Linked DNA regions of Homo sapiens: region 1 is linked to region 2. The links are chromatin loops, found by intact Hi-C in ENCODE. Cell type or tissue: dorsolateral prefrontal cortex. All regions are shown on one strand. Links, peaks and the distances in the headings refer to the core of each region. The heading gives the core; the rest is flanking DNA.

Region 1 (8,364 bases), core at 303-8,302, 240 kb before region 2:
CTCAGTGATCTCATCTGTGAAATGGAAATCACAATATCTCCTAGTTCTGCTGGGGATTAAATGAGTTAACACTTGTAAAGTTCCTAAAACAACAAGTGTTAACTCTTTTAATCCCCAGCAGAACTAGGAGGTACTATGATTTGGCAGTTGGCTGGTAATTTGTTGCTTCTTAATTTGCACCACTAAAGTTAGGTGCATGAGGCATCATTTAAAAGGAAAATAGATTTTTTTTCTTTTAAAAATATTGTACTTTTGTTTTAGATCCTGAGACTACTAAGAAATTTTAACTGATTGTCACTAAAATGTATTATGGTGGTATTTTAAACTATTAACACTTTTTCTTTGGAAAAACCAGGAAAGTTTTCCTCTTCTTAACATTAAAAAACACTGTGGTAAAGTAGATAAAACAAAAATTCATCATTTAAACCATTTTTAAGTGTACAGTTCAGTGGTATTAAGTACATTCACATTGTTGTGCAACCATCACTCTCATCCTTCTCTAGAACATTTTCATTATCTCAAACTGAAACTCTGTGCCCACTAAAATGTAACTCCCCATTCCCTCTTCCCTACAGCTCTTGGCAACCACCACTCTGCTTTCCATCTCTATGAATGTGACTACACTAGGTAGCTCATACAAGTAAGATCACACTGTATTCATCCTTTTGCGACTGGCTTATTTCATATAGCATAATGCCCTCAAAGGTCATCCATGTTGTAGCATGTGTCAGGATTTCATAATACACACCATTTTGGCAGCTTTTTTCCCTCTGTTACTTAATACCTTTGAGAGATCTACCCTGACACTTTTTAAAGGTCAGAGTGTTCTATTAGATGGAAGTACCATCATTTATCCACTTCTCTCCTATCAACAACCATACAAATTGCACCCATAATTTTGCTATTATAACAATGCTAAAGTGAACACACTTGTGCATATATCATTTTGTATTTGTGCCAGTTTATCTGGAAGATAAATCCCTAAAAGTTATGTTACCTGGTCAATAAGAATGTGCATTTAGAATTTTGATAAGTATTGCCAAGTTAACTTCTAAAAATATTGCCCCTACTGGCATTCTCATCAACAGTATATGAGAGCCTTTTTGTCCATATCCTTCCAATGACGAGTATTTAAAATATTTTTTTGTCCTTGCCAGTCTCATAGGTGACGAGCATGGTTATTTAAAATAGATATCCCGACACAAAGAAAAGATAAATATTCAAGGTGATAGACATCCCAATTACCCTGATTTGATCATTACTCATTGTATACATGTATCAAAATAACATATGTATCCCTAAAACGTGCACAACTATGACATATCAGTACAAAATCCACACACATGAAATAAAACAGGTATAAGGGAGGACTTGCTGGTATGCAACGCGGGCAGAAGGGTGCTTGGGTGAAATTTGAGGGCATCAGAATCCTCCTCTGGTCTCTATTTGGAGACCTCTTCTTTTTTTTTTTTTTTTTTTTTTTGAGGCGGAGTCTCACTTACTCTGCTGCCCAGACTGGTGTGCAGTGGCATGATCTCTGCTCACTGCAACTTCTGCCTCCTGAATTGAAGTGATTCTCCTGCCTCAGCCTCCCAAGTAGCTGGGATTATAGGCATGCACCACCACGTCTGGCTAATTTTTGTATTTTTTTGTGGAGACAGGGTTTCATCATGTTGACCATGCTGGTCTCAAACTCCTGACCTCAAGTGATCCACCCACCTCAGCCTCCCAAAGTGCTGGGATTACAGGCATGAGCCACCATGCCCGGGCCTGGATGACTCTTCTTATTGATCCAAGGCAGAGAATGGTATTCTAGTACAAACGGGACTAGAAAGAGTTCTGCTTGGTACTATAATCAGGACTGATATTGAGTAGGAATGCACACATACAGCTATGCTTAGTTAAGATATTGACAATTCCACCATAGTGGTTGGCAACTGACCAGTCCCTGAGCCCCATTCTTGAATCCCAGCCACCTCCCCACAATCCAGCACCTCAAGGGTAAAACGTACTGCCACAAGAGGCCCTTTCAGACCCTGCCCAGCACTATGGGCAAGGCCTATTTAGGCTGATCCTTATTTGTGCTGAGAGGCTGTTAATAGTTTCAATATTGCTCCTGCCTACCTGGGTCTAACTTTTTGTAAGACTCCCTTCTATTTCTGAGCCTCTAGCACTGTTGTAAAGATGTTGTCTGTCTATTTCAGTTACAAGATCCTGTCTTTCTCATTCATTCTTTCACTCTCAAAATGTTTACTGAGTACCTCGTATATGGCAATTGCTGGACCAGGATCCCAGAATATTACTGTGAAGAGGGCAAATGCTGTCCCAGGCCTCAGGGAACTTATACACCAGGAGAGAAGGCAGGTGAAAAGTAACTGAAGAGACAAATTAATTCATGGTAGTAACGAGTGCTATAAAGAAAACAGGGAAGGCTCTAAAGGTGAGTTAATGAATGACTGACTTCTGCCCTCATTGCGTATCTGTGCATCCTCTCTTAAACCTACTTCAAATAATCAAGTTCAGCACCTATCAGACTGGCAAGGATGAAACAACTTTGGAATACTCCTTGTTGCAGGGATATGGAAAAATAGGCTCTCATATCCATTGTTGATGAGAATGACAGTAGGGACAATATTTTTGGAAGCTCACTTCTCAGAGGGGGCTCCTTTAGTAGAGAAGCCAGAGAAGCCCCGGTCTAAGACTTAAAGGAAAAAGATACAGGAACAAGGGAGGGAAAGAGCCAGGCTGCATTGTGCAGTGGGTGCAAAAAATCCAAGTGGAAAATCGCTGCTTGTGTTTTAGAGGGAATCAAAGAAGGCAAGAATGAGGACAGGGAGCTAAGGAGGTGAGGCTAGAGACAATGTCTGGGACCAGGTCAAGTCTAGCCTTACAGATTACAGCAAAGAGTTTAAGATGGTCTTATTTGTAACTTAAGAAAAGTACTGCATCATTTAAGTCTGTATTCTCCAATGCTTCTTAAGGTGCTTGAATCAAGGAGACAATCAATAAGAGTTTGTTTGAGAAGTACACTGAGCCCCTGTAGCTTTTTTCTATCTGTGCCTGGCACCCATCAGTCCTGTGACAGCTGCTTGAACAGTACAAATATGCCCAGAGTTAAAGAACTGATATCTTCCACTTGCCCAACATCTGTTATGCTCTTCCACATCTTTGCCCCTTTAAAACAAACAACTGAAATTTCCATCCCTGAAGTACACTTTACTCAATGATAAAATCAACCAATAATTACTGAGCACTTTTTATGGGCTCAGCATTCTTTCAAGTGCTTTGCCTATATTGACTCATTTCATCTACTGAGCAACTCTATAAGGTAGGTTTTAATATCACCCGCATTTTACAGATGAGGAAACTGAGGCAAAGGGAGATTAATCATTTTGACCACAATTATGCAAGTGGTAGGTGGTAGGGCAAGATCTCCAGAGTCGACGTCCTTGACTGCTACATCTCTCCAGCAGGCGCCAGCATGTGGATTTGCAATCTTACCATTGATTTCATCAAAGGAAGCATTTTGAGACATAAAATGCTGTTCCTAACTGTTGCACATTTTACTCACGTGCAGTTCATAGTTGTGCATATTTTACATCAATGTCCTTCAAACCGTTTTTGCCTGTCAGATATGAACTTCTGAGAGCATCTCATGAAGAAACATTTTGAGATCTCATCTGGTTGTGTTGCCTACATGCCTGGCAGTTTGGTTTCTATAGCATTGCTATCATTATGACAATGCTTATGCAACTGTTCAAATATTCCATCCCCCTCTTATTATATTATAAAAAAGCAGTGGAAAATGGAAAATAAAACGCCAGTACTGATACTAAGGATACAAAGCTCTCCCTTACTCCAATTAAGCTAAAGATGAAAATCATTGCACTTATAAAAAGAATCAATTGTTTGCTTTGCTCAGTTGTCCCCTGGACTTAAGCTGGTGAAGCTGTTCAACTGCAAATAAAAAGAAAATACTTTTATAAATGCGTGTATAAATATTGGAAATATAGGAAATATGTCTAAGGCACAGCACAATTAGTACTTTTTTTTGTTTATTTTGCTCTGTGGGAAAAGACCTATAAAATGTAAGCATATCATTCAACTTTGGGGTGTTTGACTTTCATTTGAAAGTAGGGGAGTAACTTAATTTATTAATTTTCTTCATCATTTGCTAGTAATGTAAATATTTTGTTAATATGCCATATCATATATCATATAACATCCTGTCCAAGCCCCGCTTGACAAGTCAATGTGTACTCACATGCAAACACACATAAACTCACTTTTCTATTCTATCTAACATATCAAAGAGTTCAGCATTTACAGAAACGTCAACTTACCTTTAACTAGTAAGTATTCTCTTGCCTTTCTTTTGTTTTTACTGTAATAATCTTCAGATTTTGTTTGCTATGCATAGATGTCATCTTTTTCTTTCATACACTCTTTCTTCTGGATTTCTCATCAAAGCCTGTAATACAGAAGAGAGAAGCTCCTTAATTTCTGTAGGCACAGGAGGAGAAACTATAAATCTCAAGTCAGTGACACTTCTAATTTATTTCTAATTTTCCCCTGGCTGACTACAGTTTAATCACAGTTTTAGAAATTCACCTAATTCCATGAGATTTAGAATAGAGTTCTCTCGAAATACAGATGAAATTGAGGCTAGTCTCCTTAACAACTAAAGAGTTCATACCAATTTGGCTTCTTACAGGATGCATGTCACTGAATACACCGTTTTAGACTTCTACTGTCTCTGTAGGAGGAGATTCTGAAGTGCTCAAAGTTATCTACACTCAGTTGCAAAATCAGGGCTGTCAAAGTGGGAGAGAGAACTCAGTAATACATCCCCTCCGAAGCCATGTTTCAGAGTTACTGAAACCAGAATGGCATTCCTGAATCTTTTTTTAACAGATGTCAGTGTGGCGAGAATGAAACACGTCATGAATACTGATGAAATCTAGCGTGCATATCACGCCATAAGATATCCTCATTTATATGTATTTCTCATTCTCCCTACTACAGAAAAGAAAACAGCTTTTCCCCCAGAAGCTCCACTTCAGTCAATAAGCATGCTTCTCCTTTGTCACTTGTGAGGTCACACTGTTTCACACACACCCAAGTGTAAAAACAGGACAAGGAGGGAGGCAGAAGTGGCAGATGTGGTATCCCTTGTTCTGCCATGTGGTAAGTGAAACTCTCTGTGGCACCATCCGCTTGGCACCTCCCCACACCACCTGCCCCTCCACTCCCCCTGGATGTGCAAGGCATCTAGGTGCAAGATGGCACAAGAAGCAGGAAGTCAAGGGGATTTCCTCACAAACACCTTTGCCCTCTCTCTCCTTCCTGATGCCATGGAACAAAGTCATTTTTCTAGCAGGAACTCCATATTCAAGGAGCTTAACTCAAATGAGAGCACAGAAAGGAGAAAAGGTTGAGAGTTTCCTACAGGCAATAATTTTTAGTACCCCTTTAGGAGGAAAACATGTTGGGCATGGATAGTTATGGTTTGGGTAGTACTAAGATCAGTATGAAGGATTCTCACACCCAGTTATCCTCTTGGTCCTCATGATCTCTCAGTGAAACATTAGGCAAAAAGAGGATACACTAGAGATGTGTTTTAGTCTAAGCCCCCACTTTACAAATAAGATAAATGAGGTACAGAAAGAGAGAGAGAAAGCAACTTGTAAAATGTTACACAGGGCAGAGCTGGCACTGGAATGACTCAGTACATTTTCTGCCTTATCACGTCATCTCTCCACATCTTTCTTGTGTCTGCCCGGCGACAAAAGCTCCTTGAGGGATTAAGCCCTGTAAACAATGATATACCAAGCAGTGTCTAATGTCACGTGCAAAGAACTAGTTAAATCCCTTGCTTCTTTAGTGGGTGTTAACAAAGACTACACAGCTGCTGTCAACTTGGATCACAAAGGCAGAAAAAAGAGAAATAAACAGATATCTTCTGGTTGCCTTCAATAGCTACTATTTGTTAAGTGTCCAACATAAGCCATATGCTATGCCAGGCACATCACTTGTATTCTGCTAATGCTTCTAGAAACTCCAAAGATAATATGGATGCTATTATACTAGGAATACAAGGAAACCAAGTCAGGGAAATAGATACCTTGTCTGAGGTTACACACAACTGGTTAGTTCTCAGATTCCATTCCTGCCGGCAACAAGCAGCACTATAAACCAAAGAAATATGCATCTACTTGAAAACCCCAGAACCCAGGAATAGAAACAAAGTGGACAGTATTTGGAAGGAAACTAAAGAGAGAAACAAAGGAAAACTGAGATTAGAGCATCATGGGAATCTATTCTACAACTATTAACATGCAGGAGGGATATGTTTTAAGATCTACGAACACACCAAATATGCAAATATAATTAAAGCACTTGACTCCACCTATAAAATTTGGTACAAGATACTTGTGATATTGGGTATCTGGGAATGAGCAAAGAAATGTTAAGATCTCAATGAGTTGGGGTAGATGAGTTACAATCACGCACTATATTAGTTTGCTAGGGCTGCCGTAACAAAATACCAAAGACTGCATGGCTTACAGAACAAAATGTATGTTCTCACATTTCTGAAGGCTTAAAGTCCAAGATCAAGGTGTCAACAGAGCTGGTATCCTCTGGGGCCTCTCTCCTTGGCTTGCAGATGGCCACCTCTTTACATGGTCTTTCCTCTGTACCCAAACACCCCTGGTACCACTTTTTGTGCCCATATTTCTTCTTATAAAGACACCAGTCACATTGTATTAGGGCCCATCCTCAAGGCCTAATTTTAACTTAATCACCTCTTTAGAGACCCTATCCACATGCACAGTCACATTCTGAGGTACTATGAATTAGGACTTCACTATATCAATCTAAGGGCTGGCCATAATTCAGCCCATAACACTCACCAAGTGACTAGTTCTGGTACCGCAGAGATGAAAATCCAGACACCTGAAAAGTAACAACCTATCATCAACCTTCAGTGTCATTCATGAAGAGCTGAAGCCCTCTAATATTTGAATTCAAGTTCAGGAATCTAAGGGTTTACTATAGGTTTTAGGTTAAAAAAAAAAAAAGGAGAGGAAGGCCATTTAATAAACCTTGGTCATTATGGTGTAAACCAAGCATCACAAGACTATGCTTGCCAGTTAAATATAGCATGCTGCATATTTTTCTAAATAAAGTTTTATTGGCACACAGCCATGTCTATTCATTTATGTATTGATTGTCTATGGCTGTTAGCGAGCTACAACTGCAGAGTTGAATAGTTGTAACAGAAACTCTCTGGTCCACAGGGCTGAAAATATACTCTATCTGGCCCTTTACAGAGAAAGTTTGCTGGCCCTTTACAGAGAAAGTTTGCCAACTCCTGGTTTAAACTGTGTTAATCAGGTTTCTTTACAGTAGGGCTTTTCAAGGTCTTTCCAATCTTCAAGGGGAAGATATATAGTAAAATTGCATCTTACGTGGGAGGTAGTTTCTAAAGTCAGTTCAAAGTGAAAACTGTGTATAGTCAAAATGAACACTGGAAAATCCCTTAGGGAAAGTGCCAACATAGAGCCCAGCAACTACATCATCATGAATATAGCCAGTTTTTCCTTCAAAGTTGCAACAGATAAAATTTTCTTCAAGCACTACATAAAAGGCTCTATTTATGGGCCATTTGTATAAAAAGGTGCATATCTTTAGATAACAGAATCACTCTCAGCATAAGAGACTTGAGAAAACTGAGACCAATCAAAGGACAGGAGATTCAGTTACCACCTCCTACTCACTTGTTGAATTTGCAGAAGTTATGTATGCACTGGAAATGACTCTACTGGAGTTTGCTTCCTTTCTCAGCTTACTTCACCAGAGAGTTCCCCTCCCTCACTATTCTTATCCCATAGAAACCTCTAATATATGCAATCTCTAATGATAAATATCTAATAATAAAACCTCTAATAATGCAATCAATATTCTGTGGAGCACACTTTGGGAAATGCTGAAATACTAAAAAACGTAGGTGTTACGGATCAATCAATCAGACGGAAATATATACAATGCTTTCTTAACACTGATAATAAAAAAACTGTAGGATAAACCACAATGAGATACCATTTCACACCTACTAGGACGGATATTTGGGGAATGAAAGGAAAATAAGAAGTGTTGGTGAGAATGTGGAAAAACTGGAACTCTAGTGCATTGATGATGGGATTGTAAAATGGTGCAGCCACTATGAAAAGCTGTTTAGTAGTCTCTCAAAAGGTTAAATATAGAATTACCATATGATCCAGCAATTCCATCTCTGGGCAGATACCCAAAAGAATTGAAAGGAGGGCCTTGAACAGATATTTGTACACCAGTGTTCATAGA
Region 2 (8,364 bases), core at 218-8,217:
AATAAATATAGAATAGTACAAGGTTTCATTCTGATTTTTTTTTACTTTAGTTTTTCTCATTTACTGGAAGTTGGCACTTCTACTGATACAGCATCATCTTAATGATTCTGTAGTAGACAGCAGCCCAGCAGGGGATGCCTCATAAAGGAGTTGTAGGACTGGATTTTATGCCTGCACTGCACAGGTTTAAATCCTAGTTCTGCCACTTTCCAGCTACATAACGATGGAAAAATTACATATGTACCTCAGTTGTTTGTTGTATTTTTATTTTGTTTTTTTAAATCTGTAAGATGGGGCAAATAATAGTATGCACCTTAGAGGTTTTAATGTTTGTAAAGTACCTAGAATAATGCTTGGCACAAAGTTAATCCTATGTAAGTGTTTCAAAAATAATCCTAGAAGTCATTCTCTGTAGAGTTGAATCTACCTTACTTGGAACCAACTTATTATCATAACACTGAGTAACCTAATGTTCAATTCTTTAACCGTTTGATGAAGTAATAAAGAATAATTTCAGTACATTTTAAATTATTTATTTTAACCAGTTCATGGAGATGTTTACTTTCTAACTAAAGATTATGAAACTCCTCTCACTCCAGTGACCTTAACTTCTCATCTGTGCCTTTCACTAGCATTTCCCAAGATATGTTCTAAGGAACACTGGTTCTGCCTGTCAATACAGGCAATAACTGAAAAACGAAGAGGGGCTTCCAGGTTACATTTCGGAAATTCTTGATTAAACGGGTTATAATGGGGTATATTTTGTGCAGGCCTTTAACATGCAAGTCTGCATTGACAACTTCCAGCAAAGGGCATATTATGAAGTTGTCCCATCTTTTCTTTTCTCAGCACACTAGGGACTTGTGTTCTACCCAATATACTTTGGGGAACACTACTTGATACTTTGAACAACAATTTCAGTAGTACAATGCTTTGTTAATGGAGGGCTCATGTTATTCAAATTCCTGGTAATCTCAGACTCAGGCAAAAAAGTTTTTGGTTCACTTGTTTCTATAATTGTTTCTGGAATATCTTTCCCAATGGTTTCTTCTTCAGAATATAATGAATTTTCTATTTGTCTTGTGGCCTCTGGGCCTTCCTACCTGAGGATTGTGCAACATGGGTTCATAGTCAAGTAGCAAGAGGTACAGATGAGGGTGAGGTGAAACTGCAAGAGCCCCAAGGCGTTTTCTGAAAATTGTTACATGCGTTAGTTTTCTATGCTGTATAACAAATTACCAATTTAGCCACTTAAAACAACATGCTTTGTCTGGGGGCAGTGGTTCATGCCTGTAATCCCAGCACTTTGGGAGGCCGAGATGGGCTGATCATGAGGTCAGGAGTTTGAGACCATCCTGGCCAACATGGAAACCCCCATCTCTAATAAAAATACAAAAATTAGCTGGGTGTGGTAGCAGATGCCTGTAATCCCAGCTACCTGGGAGGCTGAGGTAGGAGAATTGCTTGAACCCAGGGGGCGGAGGTTGCAGTGAGTGGAGATTGCACCACGGCACTCCAGTGCCCACAAACAAAAAAACCCACCATGCTTTATTATCTCAGTTTCTGTGTGTCATAATCTGAGCATGGCTTAACTGGTTTGGAGTTAAGCAATGGAGGGGTTGGCTGGGGCTGAGGTGTCATCAGAGGCTCAAGTGGGAAAGAAATGGCTTCCAAGCTGTGAAGGTTGTTGGCAGTACTCATTATTACTCAGCTGTAAAAATTATGGCAGTGTCCTTCTTCAAAGGACAAGCTCTCCCCATTTTACTAGGACAGATTCTTATGTAATAAAACATTATCACAAAGTTGACATCTCATTACTGTTGCCATATTTATTGGTTAGAAACAAGTCACACATCCTGGATTTGCTAAAGGAGAGGAAATTATATAAGGTATGGAGCATTGGGAGTCACTGTGAGGCGTGTCTGTCACTGTACATTTTCTAAAATCCTGAATGGGACATTGTTTTCTTTGGCAGAGCTAATGGTTGCATTCCAGTTAATCCAGTTATTTCTTTAGTCATTTGTATCAACAGATACATTCTAGTTTTGTTTTTTTTTAAACGTGCCCTCTTTCTGAATCTATCGTATCTCTTTGACTAGATTTTAAAACTAAAAGGTAAGGATAACATCTCTGTGTATTCTTCATAGCTACTAGTGTGGATCTCAAAGTAGGCTTTTACTAAATGGTTGTTGCACACATGAATGAAGCTTTTGGCCTATGTTAGTTCACCCCTTCCAAGCTGAGTGATCTCTGGCAAATTGTTTAATTATTGTAAATCTCAGTTTCTTTAACTATAAAATGGGAATAATCATACTCCATGAAGAAATCTTGTAAAAGAGTAATTTGAACACTGTCACTCCTCTGTCCTCTGCTTTAAATCTTCAATGTCTCCCCATGCACTTGTAGTTGGTTCAGATTCCTCAATTTTGGCCTCTAGGCCCTACATGATCTGGCCTCTGCCCCTCTCTCTAACCCCATCTCCTGTCACTGTCACCCACTCAATAGGGTGGGCCACAGAGAACCCCTTAACTTGCCTAATTATCCCCAGTTCCTTCCTGCCTTGGTGCCTTTGCATTTGCTGTTCCTCAGCCTAGAATGTTCTTCTCCCAGATCATATCACCAATTTCTCATTCTTTTTTTTTTTTTTTGAAACAAGTTCTTGCTCTGTCGTCCAGGCTGGAGTGCAATTGCTAGATCATGGCTCACTGTACCCTTGACCTCCCTGGGTCAAGTGATCCTCCCAAGTAGCTGGGACCACAGGCATGCGCCACCATGTCCAGCTAATTTTTGGTAGAGTCTGGGTTTTGCCCTGTTGCCCAGGCTGGTCTCGAACTCCTAGGCTCAAGCAATCTGCCTGCCTTCACCTCCCAAAGTGCTGGGATTACACCACATCTGGCCATTTCTCTTTCGCATTATCATTCAGGATTCACCTCAGAAGTCAACAACTCTAAAAGGCTCAGCCAGACCACCTCCATTTGCCTGTGCAATTCATTACCCTTCTTTATTTTCTTTATAACAATGATCACTTCTGAAACTTGTACTATTTGTATATATGTTTCTTGTGTGCCTGTCCTTGCCAGAATGCAAGCTTCATAGAGGCAAGGACTTGGCTTCCTTTCCACTGGATCCTCAATTCCTAGCACAGGACCTGAGATATTTGTTAAATAAAATAGTGTTATTTTGTAATATATATGTAAATATATGTATATATTATGTATAAAAGCACAGTTCATGAGACATAATTTAAAATAGACAGACATATAAACAGAAGGTGGTATGAAAAATAAGTAGGAATAGTTTTATATTCAGGATAAGTAAAACTGGGGTTCTAGCCAGAACTGGTAAACTCTAAATTTCTTCTTCTAACCACTTGAATATTTTTTTCGTTGATCAGTACTCGGTTATCAGGAAAGGAAGATACCAGGCAAATAGATTGTAATTTAGTGCCTGGCACACATGAATAAAAGCAAAATCTAATGATATTGGAAATTCATGAGGCAAAAAGAAGTGATGAATCACCACCGTTCCATCCATAATTTTTTTTTTTTAAGAGATAGGGTCTCCCTATGGTGCCCACTGGTCTCGAACTATTGGCCTTAAGCAATCTGCCTGCTTTGGCCTACCGAAGTGCTTAGATTACAAGTGTGAGCCACCACACCCGGTCATTTTTTTTAATGATTTTTAGTGATGCAAATTCATTTCTATTACCTTAATCTATAATTATGATTGATTTATTGAAATAAACCCACTGGGATTTTTAGAAAAGCAATTCAAAATAATCATTTAATTTTGCTTTTCCAAAGGACTGAAACAATTAGTGTCAGCTGCAGTGTGCACTTATAAGAAGTGAAGAGTGCCTATATTTTTGCATATATTTGCTATGGCTTTTGAAAACAACTTTTGGGAAGATGGATGAGGGGAAGGAAGGTAGAAACTAGCAAAACTCTTTGTCAGACATTGCCATCTGCTGGTATATTCCCAAAATGCAACCCTGGACTCATTTCTTGTCAAAAATATAATTTAGGTGTTCCAAATTCCTCTGTTATTCAAATTCATGTAAAATCTGGGATTCAGATTCAAATTATGTTTGAAAATTAATGTATTATAAGTAAAATTTCAAGGTATTAGAACAACTGAATGAACGGTTTCTCTATTGTGCTGAAAAAATTCCAATTCCAGATTTTTAAAAAATCCTCATTAAAAAAGATCATCGTTATCGTTTAATCGTCTGCATGGGAATAAAGCAGCAAATTAAAGAGCCTGGAGCTCTACCCTCTCTGCAGTTTACTAGATTAGGGCTAAATTAGCTTAATTTGCTTGGTCAAGTGCCCATCACAGCACTCTCCCTTCACTCCATGTGGAGCTAATAAGAACTGACAAGTCTAAAATATGAGACTTGCCTTTGCTCAGCACTAACCCAGAGCCTGATGCTGACCATAGCCTTTAGTGTGTCCTAGTCTGCATCTACTGCAGACATGGTCGGCAGCAGCACAGGACTTGGCTGGTGTTCAGGCCACAGAGAACTGTGAAGGGAGCTGACTGTTCCTGTGATGATGGGTCACAGCACAACAGCAAAGGGAGTTGACTGTTCCTGTGATGATGGGTCCACAGATGGGGAGGCAAAGCCGGGAATTGTACCTGATGGCCATGCTGGCTGCCCTTCTATGGGATAAGCCCCAGCCAAACGGGTTGGCGTGAATATTCTGGACTGGACTTTTCCCGATTTCAGATCTTCCCTGAGTTGGAAAGCAAATGCACTTTCCCCAGGGTTAATGGGGTTTTACTAACAGCTGTGATGATCTTCCTTAAAGTTAGCATCCTGCAGTCTTTACAAGAGCTTGCTTTCTATTTTAATTTAAGTGTGTGTGGGTTTCAATTGACTGTCACCGCTTGGGATGCCATAGGGTGTTCGATGGAGTCTACTTAAACAGATGTGAGTTCCAACATACCTAGCTCCTTATCAGTTAGGTGACCCCATGCAAGCTACTGATGGTGGTGACCCTGAGTTTTGTACTCAAGATTTAACTTCAAGTTCATATATAACCTCATGTGTGGACTTAGGAAGTTCATGAACACCCCCTTGAAAGTATATGGGTTGTGTATGAGTTTGTATCATGTGGTTATACACATTTTTGTTCCTAAGGCATCCCTAAGCTTTCATCAGATTTCTAAAGTGGCCTATAACTTCTCTCCATGCTCCCAAAAAGTTCAGACTTTCTGTGATTCTGCTATTAAATGATGATACTAATGGCATAGAATTCACAGGGGTTGTTGTGAGGATAATTTAAAGTGGGTAAAAAATCACAGGCAGTGTGCCTGATACCTGTAAATATTAGTTTAGATGAGGGTATCAGAGCAGAGGTCAAAACTATTACTAAACTTAAGAGCCACAGTAAGTGTAATTTGGACTTGCTGTGAATGAACTTATTGGGAATCACTTAATGACTAGCAGCACCCTTGTGACCCACTGCAGTGTAATTCCTTCAATTGGTCTGATGATGTTATTGGTATTATCCTCACTGGGCCTGATTTTCCTGAAGGGAACTGAGCTGTGTGACCTTCGATGAGTTCAGATTTTTACCAACAATCTTCGATTATCAAAAGCAGAAGAAAATGCTTCTGTGTGAAATCAAAGGCTTTCAGGTAAATATAAGGGTTTAGAGAGTACATCTTCTATTATGTACTTAGTGAGGAAATTAGATAATGTTAAGGTAGATGCTTGATAAACATTCATTCCCATTCACTATTTTTTTATTTTTTATTATTTATTTATTTTATTTTTTAACACAAGGTCTCATTCTGTTGCCCGGGCTAGAGTGCAGTGGCACAATCTCAGCTCACTGCACCCTCCACCTCCTGGGCTCAAGCAATCCTCCTGCCTCAGCCCCCCAAGTAGCTGGGACTACAGGTGTGAACCACTACACCCAGCTAATTTTTGTGTTTTTTGTAGAGACAGGGTTTCACCATGTTGCCCAGGATAGCCTTGAACTCATGAGCTCAAAAGCGATCTGCCCGCCTTGGCCTCCCAAAGTGCTGGGATTACAGTCATGAGCCACCATGCCTGGCCCTCATTCTCTATTTAGGAAAAATGGTTTCATAAGAGAAATCCAGCCCCTACTAAATTTATCAAGTTTTATTTGATGGCTAATGTTGAAAATTCTGTTTCATTACTCAGGGAAAGCAAGTATTAAGGAGTGAAAAAGGCATTGACTTGGAAATCCAAAACACCTGATTTTAAGTTTCATTTACTAGGGATGATCTTGAGATATGGTTTTGGAGAAGACTCCAATTCTTCATCTATGAAATGTGGATTTTAAATTCCACATTATTAAAAGAGTCACTGAAATAACCAAGCACGTGGGAATACTCAACAGATGGCAACTAGATATGTGAAGTAAGAGAGTTCCTGCCCTCACAGCACTCACAATCTTGAGAGAGGAGAAAGGAATATGTCAAATACTTGCCAGATTGTCCCCTCGAGAAACATGGGGCATTTATCAACCCATCCAGACCCCAGGGCCATTAACTCCTAGCAGGATGAGAGGTCCACACACAGTCAGGGAGACAGCACTGACACAGAAAGAAGGAGGAGGAGGTGCAAGCTTGGGGCAGGATGCTGCAAGCACAAAGCAAGGTTGAGGGCACAAAAGGTCCACTTCAGCTTCGGCTGAAGTCAGACGTGGGCTTAGGGGGTGGGAAGCAGGGCATGATAGGTTTCTGCTACATTGGGGTGGGCATATTTCGTAAAGAGTGGCCACAGATGGATTCCTGAAGGAGGAGATCTTTTCTTTTCCTGTTTTTTTGTTTGTTTGTTTGTTTTTTGAGACAGGATCTCATTATGTTGCTCAGGCTAGCCTTGAACTCCTGACCTCAAGTGATGCTCCTGCCTTAGCCTCCCAAGGAGCTGGGATTATAGGCCTGCACCACCTTTAAACAGTGATCTGGGTGCTAAGAAGGGACCACTTTTGTAAGACGCATGCAAAAGAGTTCCACGCAGAGGAAACAGCAAAAGGAAAGTGCAAAAAGCCATGAGGCAGAAACAGATGTTGAATTTAAGATGCAGTGGGAGAGCAGGAGAGTGGAAGAAGACCAGGCCCTCAGCGCTTGCTCCTCCCTCTGTCTGAAAATCTCCTCCCATATCCCCATGGCTGTTCCTTGTGCTCACGGAGTCTTCACCTGACCGCCTTATATAAAACTGCTCACCTTACGCCGGCCCCCACCACTCTACTTCCCTACTGTGGATAGCAGGTTGAATGTGGTCCCCCAAAAGATATGTCTGCATCTTAATCCCTGGAACTTGTAGATGTAATCTTCTTTTGGGAAAAAAAAAGTTTTTGCAGATTAAGCTAAGGATCTCAAAATTAAATCATCTTGGATTAATGAGATGGACCCTTAGTCCCATGACAAGTATCCTTACCAGAGACACAGAGAGAAGAGGAGAAAGCAATGTGAAGGTGAAGCAGAGATTGGCGTTATGTGGCCAGAAACCAAGAAACAGCTGGAGCCACCAGAAGCTGGAAAAGGCAAGGAAGGAGGGTGCATGGCCCTGATGACTCCTTAATTCAGACTTCTTGCCTGCAGAACTGTGAGAGAATACATTTCTGTTGCTGTAATCCACCCAGTTTGTGGTCATTCATTACAGCAGCCACAGGACACTAATACGCCCTGCCCAACCATGTGACGTATTTGTGTCTTTGATTATTTTCTGGGTCCTCCCACTATATAATGAGCTTTACTGGGGCAGGGACTTTGTCTTGGTTGCTGCTTTGTCCCCAGACAAGTGTTGCCATTTTCTACCAATTCTGTCTTTTGAAGTTGCCCTCTTAAATAGCAAAGCCAAACCCAATACCTTCTCCTGCCTTCATTAACAGAAAGAATAGCTGTGCTTCTACTTTTTGGATAGAGCTAGGCTCAGAGTGAAATCATATATCAGGAAGGAAAACAGAAAACACACTAGGTATTTTAATAGAGGAGATTTAGTATAGGGTATTAGTACACAGACACTGCAGAACTTAAAAGGCAAAAAGTGGGCCGGGGTGGTGGCTCATGCCTGTAATCCCAGCACTTTGGGAGGCCGAGGCAGGCATATCACCTCAGGTCAGGAGTTCAAGACCAATCTGGCTAACATGGCGAAACCCCATCTCTACTAAAAATACAAAAATTAGCCTGGCATGATGGCAAGCGCCTGTAATCCCAGCTACTCGGGAGGCTGAGGCATGAGAATCTCTTGAACCCAGGAGGCGGAGTTTGCAGTGAGCTAGGATTGTACCACTGCATTCCAGCCTGGGCGACAGAGCAAGACTCTGTCTGAAAAAAAAAAAAAAAAGCAAAAAGTGTAGACACTTAAGACGATCCAATTTTCAC

Evidence for each region. Peaks named below come from ENCODE experiments on the same cell type or tissue, not always from the same donor. Only the 100,000 strongest peaks of a DNase experiment are listed, where the experiment ranks them.
Region 1: it touches region 2 in a loop (3-fold over the local background); 59 of 110 quality-filtered maps call a loop at or near these places.

Annotation. Positions count from the first base shown.
Region 1 is chr3:69,428,291-69,436,654 of GRCh38, forward strand. It overlaps a transcript of FRMD4B not described here. Among named protein-coding and RNA genes, the nearest start is that of FRMD4B, 46 kb to the left of the region's middle. In dorsolateral prefrontal cortex, for the core only: no CTCF peak of the experiment used is centred there; no DNase peak of the experiment used is centred there; H3K4me3 peaks cover 652 bases; H3K27ac peaks cover 2,275 bases; H3K27me3 peaks cover 792 bases.
Region 2 is chr3:69,667,323-69,675,686 of GRCh38, forward strand. No RefSeq gene overlaps it. Among named protein-coding and RNA genes, the nearest start is that of MITF, 68 kb to the right of the region's middle. In dorsolateral prefrontal cortex, for the core only: CTCF peaks have their summits at 3,965 (motif pointing left) and 4,165; no DNase peak of the experiment used is centred there.